3 separate regions of the Homo sapiens genome follow, and regions 1 and 2 are each linked to region 3. A link is a contact called in ENCODE Hi-C or POLR2A ChIA-PET data. All regions are on one chromosome and are shown on one strand. Each heading gives the region's core, a stretch centred on a gene start or an enhancer-like site at or near the end of the contact. The rest is flanking DNA. Distances are from core to core; before and after follow the strand shown.

What was found. A loop is a pair of places that touch in the nucleus more often than their neighbours do. ChIA-PET counts read pairs that join two places held with the same protein, here RNA polymerase II (POLR2A). Pooled maps may share reads with other maps.
Region 1: a loop to region 3 is called in a map of tibial artery, with 2.9 times the contacts of the local background. The contact joins the enhancer-like site here to the promoter of TULP3 in region 3. A Hi-C loop is called at or near these places in 3 of 168 maps with a recorded cell type or tissue (HepG2, ovary and tibial artery) and 5 of 50 pooled maps. POLR2A ChIA-PET finds 5 or more read pairs at or near these places in 16 of 52 experiments (A549, AG04449, AG04450 and 13 more).
Region 2: a loop to region 3 is called in a map of gastrocnemius medialis, with 10 times the contacts of the local background. The contact joins the enhancer-like site here to the promoter of TULP3 in region 3. A Hi-C loop is called at or near these places in 4 of 168 maps with a recorded cell type or tissue (A673, GM12878, gastrocnemius medialis and 1 more) and 2 of 50 pooled maps. POLR2A ChIA-PET finds 5 or more read pairs at or near these places in 14 of 52 experiments (B cell, H1, HEK293 and 10 more).

What each region holds. Positions count from the first base shown.
Region 1 is chr12:2,843,900-2,846,844 of GRCh38, reverse strand. It overlaps a transcript of ITFG2 not described here. Among named protein-coding and RNA genes, the nearest start is that of NRIP2, 10 kb to the right of the region's middle. RefSeq lists enhancers at 45-1,030, 1,031-2,018. Within about 2 kb of position 1,355, at least 8 of the 41 ENCODE cell types and tissues checked have a DNase peak (open chromatin) inside an H3K27ac peak, as active enhancers do; they include tibial artery, where a contact is called at or near this core.
Region 2 is chr12:2,922,791-2,925,900 of GRCh38, reverse strand. All of the region lies in intron 4 of TULP3 (TUB like protein 3), which reads right to left. Among named protein-coding and RNA genes, the nearest start is that of TULP3, 33 kb to the right of the region's middle. RefSeq lists an enhancer at 2,422-2,928. Within about 2 kb of position 1,665, at least 2 of the 41 ENCODE cell types and tissues checked have a DNase peak (open chromatin) inside an H3K27ac peak, as active enhancers do; they include gastrocnemius medialis, where a contact is called at or near this core.
Region 3 is chr12:2,889,602-2,892,747 of GRCh38, reverse strand. It overlaps TULP3 (TUB like protein 3), which reads right to left and starts at 1,857. Exons shown (of 11, transcript NM_003324.5): 1 at 1,760-1,857. The coding sequence starts at 1,800. RefSeq lists a silencer at 1,962-2,011 and an enhancer at 2,282-2,461.

The DNA of each region.
Region 1 (2,945 bases), core at 106-2,605, 45 kb after region 3:
TCCTTCTAACGCCATGTCCGTGATTGTCTTACATGGTCCTTCTCTTTGCTCCTCTCTGCTTGGTGTATGTGAGTCTATGTGTGACGGGGTGTGTGAGAGCAGAATTGAGGGGTGAAGGAGCGTTTCCTGAGTGCTCCACGGGAGTGCCAGGGCTCTGGGAATTTACCCAATCTCCTCACTCTGGACTGGGAATGAGGGTGGAAAGGAGGGTTCCCTTTACATAGGATCCAAAAATGTCAGAGCTGGGCAGGCCATTAGAAAACACGCCTAACAACCTCAGACTTCAGATGGGCAAAGTGAAGCCCGTCGAGAAGTGACTTGCTCCGGACCACAAAGCCAGGCAGCCTCCTGGCGAGAGGACGGGAGGGGTGTGCTGGAGCGGGGACTGCAAGGCCTGGGCTACCATCTGCTTCTCGGGCTACTTGCCACCTCACAGCGAGAGGCCCTGGGCATGGTTAGAGGGTGGGCAAGAAGATTTAGGGAGTGGGAGGAAGAAAGCCATTGGGATTCTTGAAAACAAGCTGCCTACTCTCTGGCCTTAAGCTAGGGGCGGGCAGAAAGGAAGCTGCACTCACACAGGCTCCTGCCCTGGCAGACCCTGCCCACCCAGAAGCTCCCAGCCTCTAGTCAGGACTTCACCCCGCCCCACCACCTTCCAGCCCTGCTCTCCGGAACAGCCTCTGCTCTGCAGCAGTATCCAGGCTCTCTTGTTCATCGGCCAGAGACACAGAAGTAAGGCTTCTGGCGCCCCCTAGCTCCAGCAGGCCATGGGGGTCTGCGGGGCAGCAATAGCAAGCACGCGACCTTCCGGGCCTGGGGACCCTAACGAGGCAACCCCCAGCCAGGCAGGTGCAGTGGTGTGCACCTGTAGTCCCAGCTACTTGGGAGGCTGAGGCAGGAGGATCGCTTGAGCCCAGGAGTTTCAGACCAGCCTGGGGAATACAGTGAGACCCTAACTCAACAAAAAAAAGAAAAAGAAAATCACCCCAGCTCAGCCTACATACACTTGGCTGGCAAGCATGAGCAACCTCCTTACTCCATCCCCACACACGAATGAACCTAGAGGTCCTGAAAGCCTTTGGTGGGGTGGGGTGGGGGGAATCTCTGTATCTGTATCTGCCTAAAGATCCACTCTTTCACCACAGCTGGAGTGCAGCTCTGAGAGGGAGGCAGGGGTGAAGGTATGGACACCCCTTTCCCCCACATACTTCACTCCCCAGAACACCCTGTGCCCTGCTGAATGCCACCAGCTTCACGGACAACAGTTAATCCCAGCAAAGGAAGTCTTCCCAGCCATTTCCGGGCCAAAAACTCCCCTCCCTCCACCTCCCCCTTTCCAAGCCTGATCTTGGTGTCATGACCTGAGCTGCTGACGCAAGTTCCTGAGCTGCTGGGAGCTTGAGGAATGGCTGGGGCCAGGGAGTCGGGAAGCTGTGGGGACTGGGAACCCCTGGGGGACCATACAGGGCCACCCACGTTGCCAGTCATGCCCTGCCAGGGTTGTCTCATCTAATTACCATGCCTCAAAAAGCCCCATAGCTGCTCCTTGAGATGACAAACTCGAGCCAAGATCCCCTCTGCAGACAGTCCCCACCCAACTCACTTTCCAGCTTCCCTGCGACCCTCCAGCCTTCATTCCAACTCATCGCTGCCTCACTTGCTGGGAGCCCCTTGTCTTCATGCCTCTTTTCCATCACTGAGCCCTGTCCTTAGTTGTGCTGCCACCGAGCCGCACACATTTGCTCTTTTCATTACACAGTGTCAATAGTGGCTGCTGCCCACCTGCCATCACAGGTAGCGGTTCCCGTGGCTCTTCACATAGCTGCTCCACTTATGTTAGTCCCAAGCCAGTTCATTCCCTGCCAGTCCCAGGGCAGAGCCTCACGAACGCCTCCACGCTTGTAAAGAATGTGGCTGCATCTTGCCATTGTCCAAATTCCAAGACAGGAATTTCGATGTGTGGCTTCCCTTAGACCACACTTATGTTTACTGGGTGTTTATGGAACGTTGACACTAGGTATCATGACATGGTTCCCAAACAATAGTCAGTGACTTCTTTAGTCTGAGTATCACTAGGAAGGGGAGGTCGTGTCCAAGGGTGCCAAGTGCAGGCCCACAGCTTAGGCAAGGAGGAGGGAAAAATACAGGGGAATGGAAGCGGGAAATAAAAAAGATAAACAAAGAGGGAGGGACAGGAGTGCTGAAGGTAGGTCCTGTATGATTTCCACCTTGGAGATACTAAGCTGAGGCATACAGTTTACTATTATTTAATTTATTATAATTATTATTTTGAGACAGGGTCTTGCTCTGCTGTCCAGGCTGGAGTGCAGTGGTGTGATATTGGCTCACTGCAACCTCTGCCTCCTTGGTTCAGGTGATTCTCCTGTCTCAGCTTCCCAAGTAGCTGGGATTACAAGCGCACACCGCTATGCTCAGCTAATTTTTGTATTTTTAGTAGAGACAGGGTTTCGTCACATTGGACAGGCTGGTGTCGAACTCCTGACCTCATGTGATCCGCCCACCTCAGCCTCCCAAAGTGCTGCGATTACGGGCATCAGCCACCATGCCCAGCCTTATTTTATTTTTTTTGAGACAGGGTCTCACTCTCACCCACGCTGGAGTGTAGCTGTGTGATCTCAGCTCATTGCAACCTCTACCTCCCAGGCTCAAGCAATCCTCCCACTTCAGCCTCCTGAGTAGCTGGGACCACAAGCGTGTGCCACCATGCCTGGCTATTTTTTTTTGTATTTTTAGTAGAGATGGGGTTTCGCCATGCTTGCCCAGGCTGAACTCCTGGGCTCAAGAAGTCCTCCCTCTTTGGCCTCCCAAAGTCCTGGGATTACAGGCGTGAGCCACCATGCCTGGCCTAGTTTACTACTTTTTGCTATTCTGTCTCATTCAAACTTCGCACCAACTCTACAGATTATGTGTTATTTCATTTTTAC
Region 2 (3,110 bases), core at 416-2,915, 33 kb before region 3:
TGAAAACGAACAGCCATTTCATAGAGCAGTGCACAAGGAGACAGTGTGGTGTTTACAGTCAGGGATAAAGAACCAGACTAAGAATCAGAAAATCTAAATCTGCCACTTTTCAGCTAGTTGACTCAGGGTGAGTAATTTAGCTTTGGTTAAATAGAAAATTATTTTTGCTCCGACTCATCCTATCTGTCCAACGCATATCTTTCACTTTCTTTTGTTGTAAAAATAGTGGTAGTAAAATAATAGGAAAGTACCATGGTCACCTTCATGTTAAAGACAGGAAAACTGTCTTTACAAACCCCCAAGGCACTATTACAACTATTAAATCAGATGAGGTAGTACATGTCAAGTGCCTGACACATGATGGACACTCACAATGTCAGGCTCCAGCTACTTCCCTGCTCCCCTAGCACGTAGGCAGACACACATCCTTCTTTGTTCAGCGGAATCACCCCCTCCCTTCCTCCTGGTACCTCTCTTGTCTCTTCTCATTGCCCTAGCAGAGCAATTCTGCATCTCCCCTGCCTGTGCTTTTGCAAACACCACACTATATTGGAACTGGAGGTCAGGCCATCATCAGTCAAACGATCTCCTAAATAGCTTTCCTGTTTCTGGACTTCCCCCTTCAATTCCTTCTTTCTGGTACACAGTAATTTTTCCACAGCTCAACTGTGATCATATCATTGTTCAGCTTAAAATTCCTCACAGGTTCTTACTGCTCTTTTTTTTTTTGAGACGGACGGAGTCTTGCTCCGTCGCCCAGGCTGGAGTGTAGTGGCGTGATCTCGGCTCACTGCAAGCTCCGCCTCCCGGGTTCACGCCATTCTCGTGCCTCAACCTCCCGAGTAGCTGGGACTACAGGCGCCCGCCACCACACCTGGCTAATTTTTAGTAGAGACAGGGTTTCACCGTGTTAGCCAGGATGGTCTTGATCTCCTGACCTTGTGATCCGCCCGTGTCGGCCTCCCAAAGTGCTGGGATTACAGGCATAAGCCATAGCGCCCAGCCCTATTTTTTTTTAATTAATTTTTATTTTTAATTTTTATTTTTTGAGACAGGGTCTCACTCTACACACAGGCTGGAATGCAGCAGCACAATCTTGGCTCACTGCAGCCTCGAACTCTGGGGCTCAAGCAATCCTCCCACCTCAGCCTCCCAAAGTGCTGGGGTTATAGGCATGAGCCACTCCACCCAACCCAATTTTTTTTTTTTTTTAATTTTTAAAGACATGGTTTCATTCTGTCACCCAGGCTGGAGTGCTGTGGCATGATCATAGCTCACTGCATCCTCAATAACCTGGGCTCGAGCAATCCTCCTAGCACAACCTCTCAAGTAGCTGGGACTACCAGTGTGTACCACCACACCCAGCTAATTAAAAATTTTTTTTTGTTAGAGACTGGGTCTTGCTATGTTGCCCTGGCTGGTCCTGAACACCTAACTTCAAGCAATACTCCCACCTCAGCCTCTTAAAGTGCTGGGATTACACATGTGAGCCACCATGTCCAGCCTTCTATTACTCCTTAGATAAAGTCCCAATTCCTGACATGGTCTATTAGGTCCCATATAATTAGAGCCCACTTCCCTCTCCTGGCTCATCTCTCTACATCCCCCTTCCTACCCTATGACCACACGCCCTGAGCTGCTGCCATTCTGAACTGGCCAGCACCTCTTCCTGAGTCAGGCACTAGCTCAAATATCACTTTCTCTGGGAAAGTGTCCAAGTGGAGTGAGGCGTCAGGCTCTCTCAGCACCTTGATTTTCTAGCTCTAGCCTATTTAAGTGCATGAAGCTTCAATTAGAATAAGCGCTCCATGAGGGCAGGAACCATGCTTACTCATGTATCCTAAGTACCTAGAATGTTGCCTCAGATATGGTATGTACTCAAACATATTTTCTTACTTTACTTCTGTTGTTGTTGTTGTTGAGACGGGGTCCTGCTCTGTAACCCAGGCTGGAGTGCAGTGGTGCAATCGCAAGCTTAGTGCAACCTCCACTTCCCAGGCTCAAGCCATCCTCCTGCCTCAGCCCCCCAAGTAGCTGGGACTACAGGTGTGCGCCACTGCACCCAGACAATTTTTTTTTTTTTGCATTTTTTGTAGAGACAAGGTTTCTCCATGTTGCCCAGGCTGGTCTTGAACCCTTGGACTCAAGTGATCTGCCCGCCTCAGCCTCCCAGAGTGTTAGGATTATAGGCATGAGCCACCATGCCTGGACTCAAAACATACTTTCTTTTTCTTTTCTTTTTTTTTTTTTTTGAGAAGTTTCACTCTTGTTGCCCAGGCTGGAGTGCAATGGTGCAATCTTGGCTCACTGCAACCTCTGCCTCCCAAGTTCAAGCAATTCTCCTGCCTCAGCCTCCAGAGTAGCTGGGATTAATAGGCACCCACCACCATGCTTGGCTACTTTTTTTATATTTTTAGTAGAGAAGGGTTTCACCATGTGCTGGTCTCAAACTCTAGACCTTCAGGTGATCCACCCACCTTGGCCTCCCAAAGTGCTGGAATTATAGGCGTGAGCCACTAAGCCTGGCCAAAACATACTTTCTAAATAAGTGAATATACAAATTTGTTTAAACGTTCATTTATTATGCCATTCCGTGGTAGAATCTCCTGATTCATATATGCCAGGACCTAGCAATGTTTGCCTAATGCAAAGTAGGTACCCAATACATATTCATTATTGGGCTTCAGTTTTCTCATCTGCAAAGGGGATGCTTAATCCCTTCTCATTATAAAATTATTTTTCGGCTGGGCGTGGTGGCTCACGCCTATAATCCTAGCTAGCACTTTGGGAGGCCGAGGCGGGCGGATCACCAGGTCAGGAGATTGATACCATCCTGGCTAACACCGTGAAACCCCGTCTCTACTAAAAAAATACAAAAAATTAGCCAGGCGTGGTGGCGGGCGCCTGTAGTCCCAGCTACTCAGGAGGCTGAGGCAGGAGAATGGCGTGAACCCGGGAGGCGGAGCTTGCAGTGAGCCGAGATCGCGTCACTGCACTCCAGCCAGCGCGACAGAGTGAGACTTTGTCTCAAAAAAAAAAAAAAAATTATTTTTCTAAAAAGGAAAGAAGACTACAAGGGACCTTTGAAATGTATGGGAATATTTATGGAA
Region 3 (3,146 bases), core at 608-3,107:
ACCAGGTCAAGAAATCGAGACCATCTTGGCCAACATGGTGAAGCCCCGTCTCTACTAAAAATACAAAAATTAGCTGGGCGTGGTGGCGCGTGCCTATAGTCCCAGCTACTCAGGAGGCTGAGGCAGGAGAATCACTTGAACCCGGGAAGCGGAGGCTGCAGTTAGCCGAGATCGCACCACTGCACTACCGCCTGGCGACAGAGAGAGACTCCGTCTCAGAAAAAAAAAAGGAAGGAAAAGCCTCTTGGTCCCAATTTCAAAGTCAATCCCGCATCCCGTTTTTTTTTCCCCAAAAAATCTGAGTCATATCAAACATCTGGTACTCATGAAATTTACTACTTTAAATTCATGGAATTAAAACTGAGCGCCCACAACTGAACAAATATTTTCGGAATTCAACCAGAGATGCTGAATACTAACTTTATCTCCTCTACCACTTACACCTGTAAATGTAGTTTTCTTCCTCGACTTGGGAAAAAAAAAAGCACAGTGAACAAATTTCAGAGTGCAGCTATCACCTCAATAGAACTTGACGAAAAAGGAAAATACATGTTCTTTACCCCCAACAACTTTGTGACAATTTTTAAAAATGGTTTAAAATTGTTTAAATATCTACTAGTGGAAATATCAAACTAAATACTTACACGTCAAATCATTTTTTTTTTAAGGTGACAGGATGTCACTGCGTTGCCCAGGCTAGCGAGCTCAGTGGCCCAACACAGGAGTTTGGAACTCCTGGGCTCAAGGAATCCTCCCTCCTCAGTCTCTCGAGTCGCTGGAACTACAGGCGCGCACCACCGTGTCCGGCCAAATTTTAATTGATTGACTGATTGATTTTATTTTATTTTATTTTTTTCTAGAGATGGGGGTCTCGCTATCTTGTCCAGGCTGGTCTCGAACTCCTGAGACCAAGCGATCCTCCTGCCTTGGCCTCCCAAAGTGCTGGGGATAATAGACGTGTTCCAAGGCGCCTGGCCCCAAATCTTTGTCTTGGTAATGGAATAAAAAGCGGGGTATACAGTTGGCGTGTAGGGCTTAAATCCTCAGATGACGCCAAAGTTTCTAACCAATGATTTCAAACGGCTTCCCATTAACTTCTCATTAACCTAGCGAACAAGAAAGTGACACGCTGAGATTTTGGATCCTTTTTTTTCCGAGGCTCTCCCTCTGGCAGAGAAAGAGGCGCACAAACAAGGGGTGTGGCCCACTGGCAAATCAGTCAGACCATCCCGAATCAGGGACAAACACTGGAAAGCAGAGAGGAAAAAGAAGTTTCGCGTTTCCGCTCCTCGGACTCTGCTCCAGAATTCAGCTTTACCCGTCCGAAGCAGCGGCGTCAGAACAAGCTACTAAACATCACCCGCACCGCCTCCCGGGAGGGGCTGGGTCCCCTCTCGGCTGTGACACCGCCGGGCAGTGGGAGCTGAGCGGGGCCAGCGCCTCTCCCCCGAGGGAAACCCGAGGCCCAGAGGGGCCGAGGGAGCCCGTCACGAAAACTCCAGAAGTTCCTAAGCAGGGACCTGAACCAAAGGTCTCTGCCCACGGCGCGGGATGTAGTGCCGCCGCTCCACTTGAGAAAGGGGTCCCCACACGGGAGTAGGGCGAGGGGGTCGCCTCCCGCCGCCGAAACCAGTCCCTCCCTGAGTCGCCAAGTCCCGAGTCCCGCCCTCTCCCCGCAGGGCTCCCGGAGAGGACCTCCGCCTTCTCGCTTCGCCCCTCCGCCTCGCTCAGGAGGAGACCTGCCACGGCCCTGTCTGACCTGTCGCCGCTGGGACTGAGCCGGCAGCGCGAAGCCTCCATGCCCGCCACCGAGGAAGCCCCCACCACGTACACACTCTTCCCCGCCGTCGCTAGAGTGGCTAGGCTGGCACGCCGCCGCGTCCCGCCTCCTGGCAACCGCGTTCCACACTGTCGCCGCCGCCGATTGGTCCGTGTTCTCGTGGCTCCTGTCTCATTGGCTATTGCCGGGGCCCAACGATGCGGGAGGGTTGCTAAGGGGCGGGAGGCGAGCGGGAGTTAAACGCGCCTGCGCGGGGGTGGGGTGACGCGAGCTAAGGCTTGGTCCTCTGGAGCGCCTCGCGGGGCCGGTACTGAGCGGGAAGACTTTGTTTTTGCCTGGGCCTCGCCCGCCGCGCGGCCAGCAGGCGAGTCCGGTCAGAGGAGTCTCCTATACCGCACCAACCGCCACGCACGCAACGGCTCCTCGCACCCCCGCCATTTTTACCGAGCCCACCCAGAGCGCTTCCCGAGGTCTGCCCTGTGAGGATGTACAGACCTCTGCCGCTTCCCATTCTGGCCCCTGCCCTGATACCAGCGGCCTTCGTGGACCCCCTCTGGTACCCTCTCCACTCCATCAGTCACTCCCAGTGAAACGCATCTTCCATAGGCTGGCCTTGAACTTCAACTGCACAGAACTTAAGCTTCCCCTACTCCAGCCCAAGCTTTTAGGTCATTCCTAGACCTGCTCTACAGACTCCCCTAAAGCACACGAGGGAATCCAGAGACTTTAATTTTTTGAGACAGGGTTTCTCTCTCGCCCAGACTGCAGTGCAGTGGCCCGGTCTCAGCTCACCGCAACCTCCGCCTCCCAGGCTCAAGCGATTCTCCTGCCTCAGCCTGTGGAGTAGCTGGGATTACAGGCAGGGGCCACTACTGCCTGGCTATTTTTCGTATTTTTAGTAGAGATAGGGTTTCACCATGTTGGCCAGACTGGCCTCTTAACTCCCGACCTCAAATGATCCACCCGCCTCAGCCTCCGAAAGTGCTGGGATTACAGGCGTGGGCCCGTCCTGGAGACTCTTTCCATCTACCTTTCTACCTCCTGTGGGCCTTCCTCAAACATCCATAGCCCACCGTGAGAGCCCCTGTCTAAATGTGTACTCTTGTCTCCAATAAATCCCGTCCCCAAATGTCAGTCCCTTTCTCCCTACCGACATGCACATTATAGTCCCTACAAAACATCCTGAGTCCTGACAAGTCACTGCACAAATGGCTTTATGGCGTTCTAAGGTCAAAGTTGTTTCCACATTGGTTTTGAACCTACAAGTTAGTACTTTAGGAGGCACACGCTGAGAGTGGACCGTTACACTGCCTGGGTCAGCGTGCACTCACTGTGTGACCTGTGCATGGTTCATTCTCTGCATCAA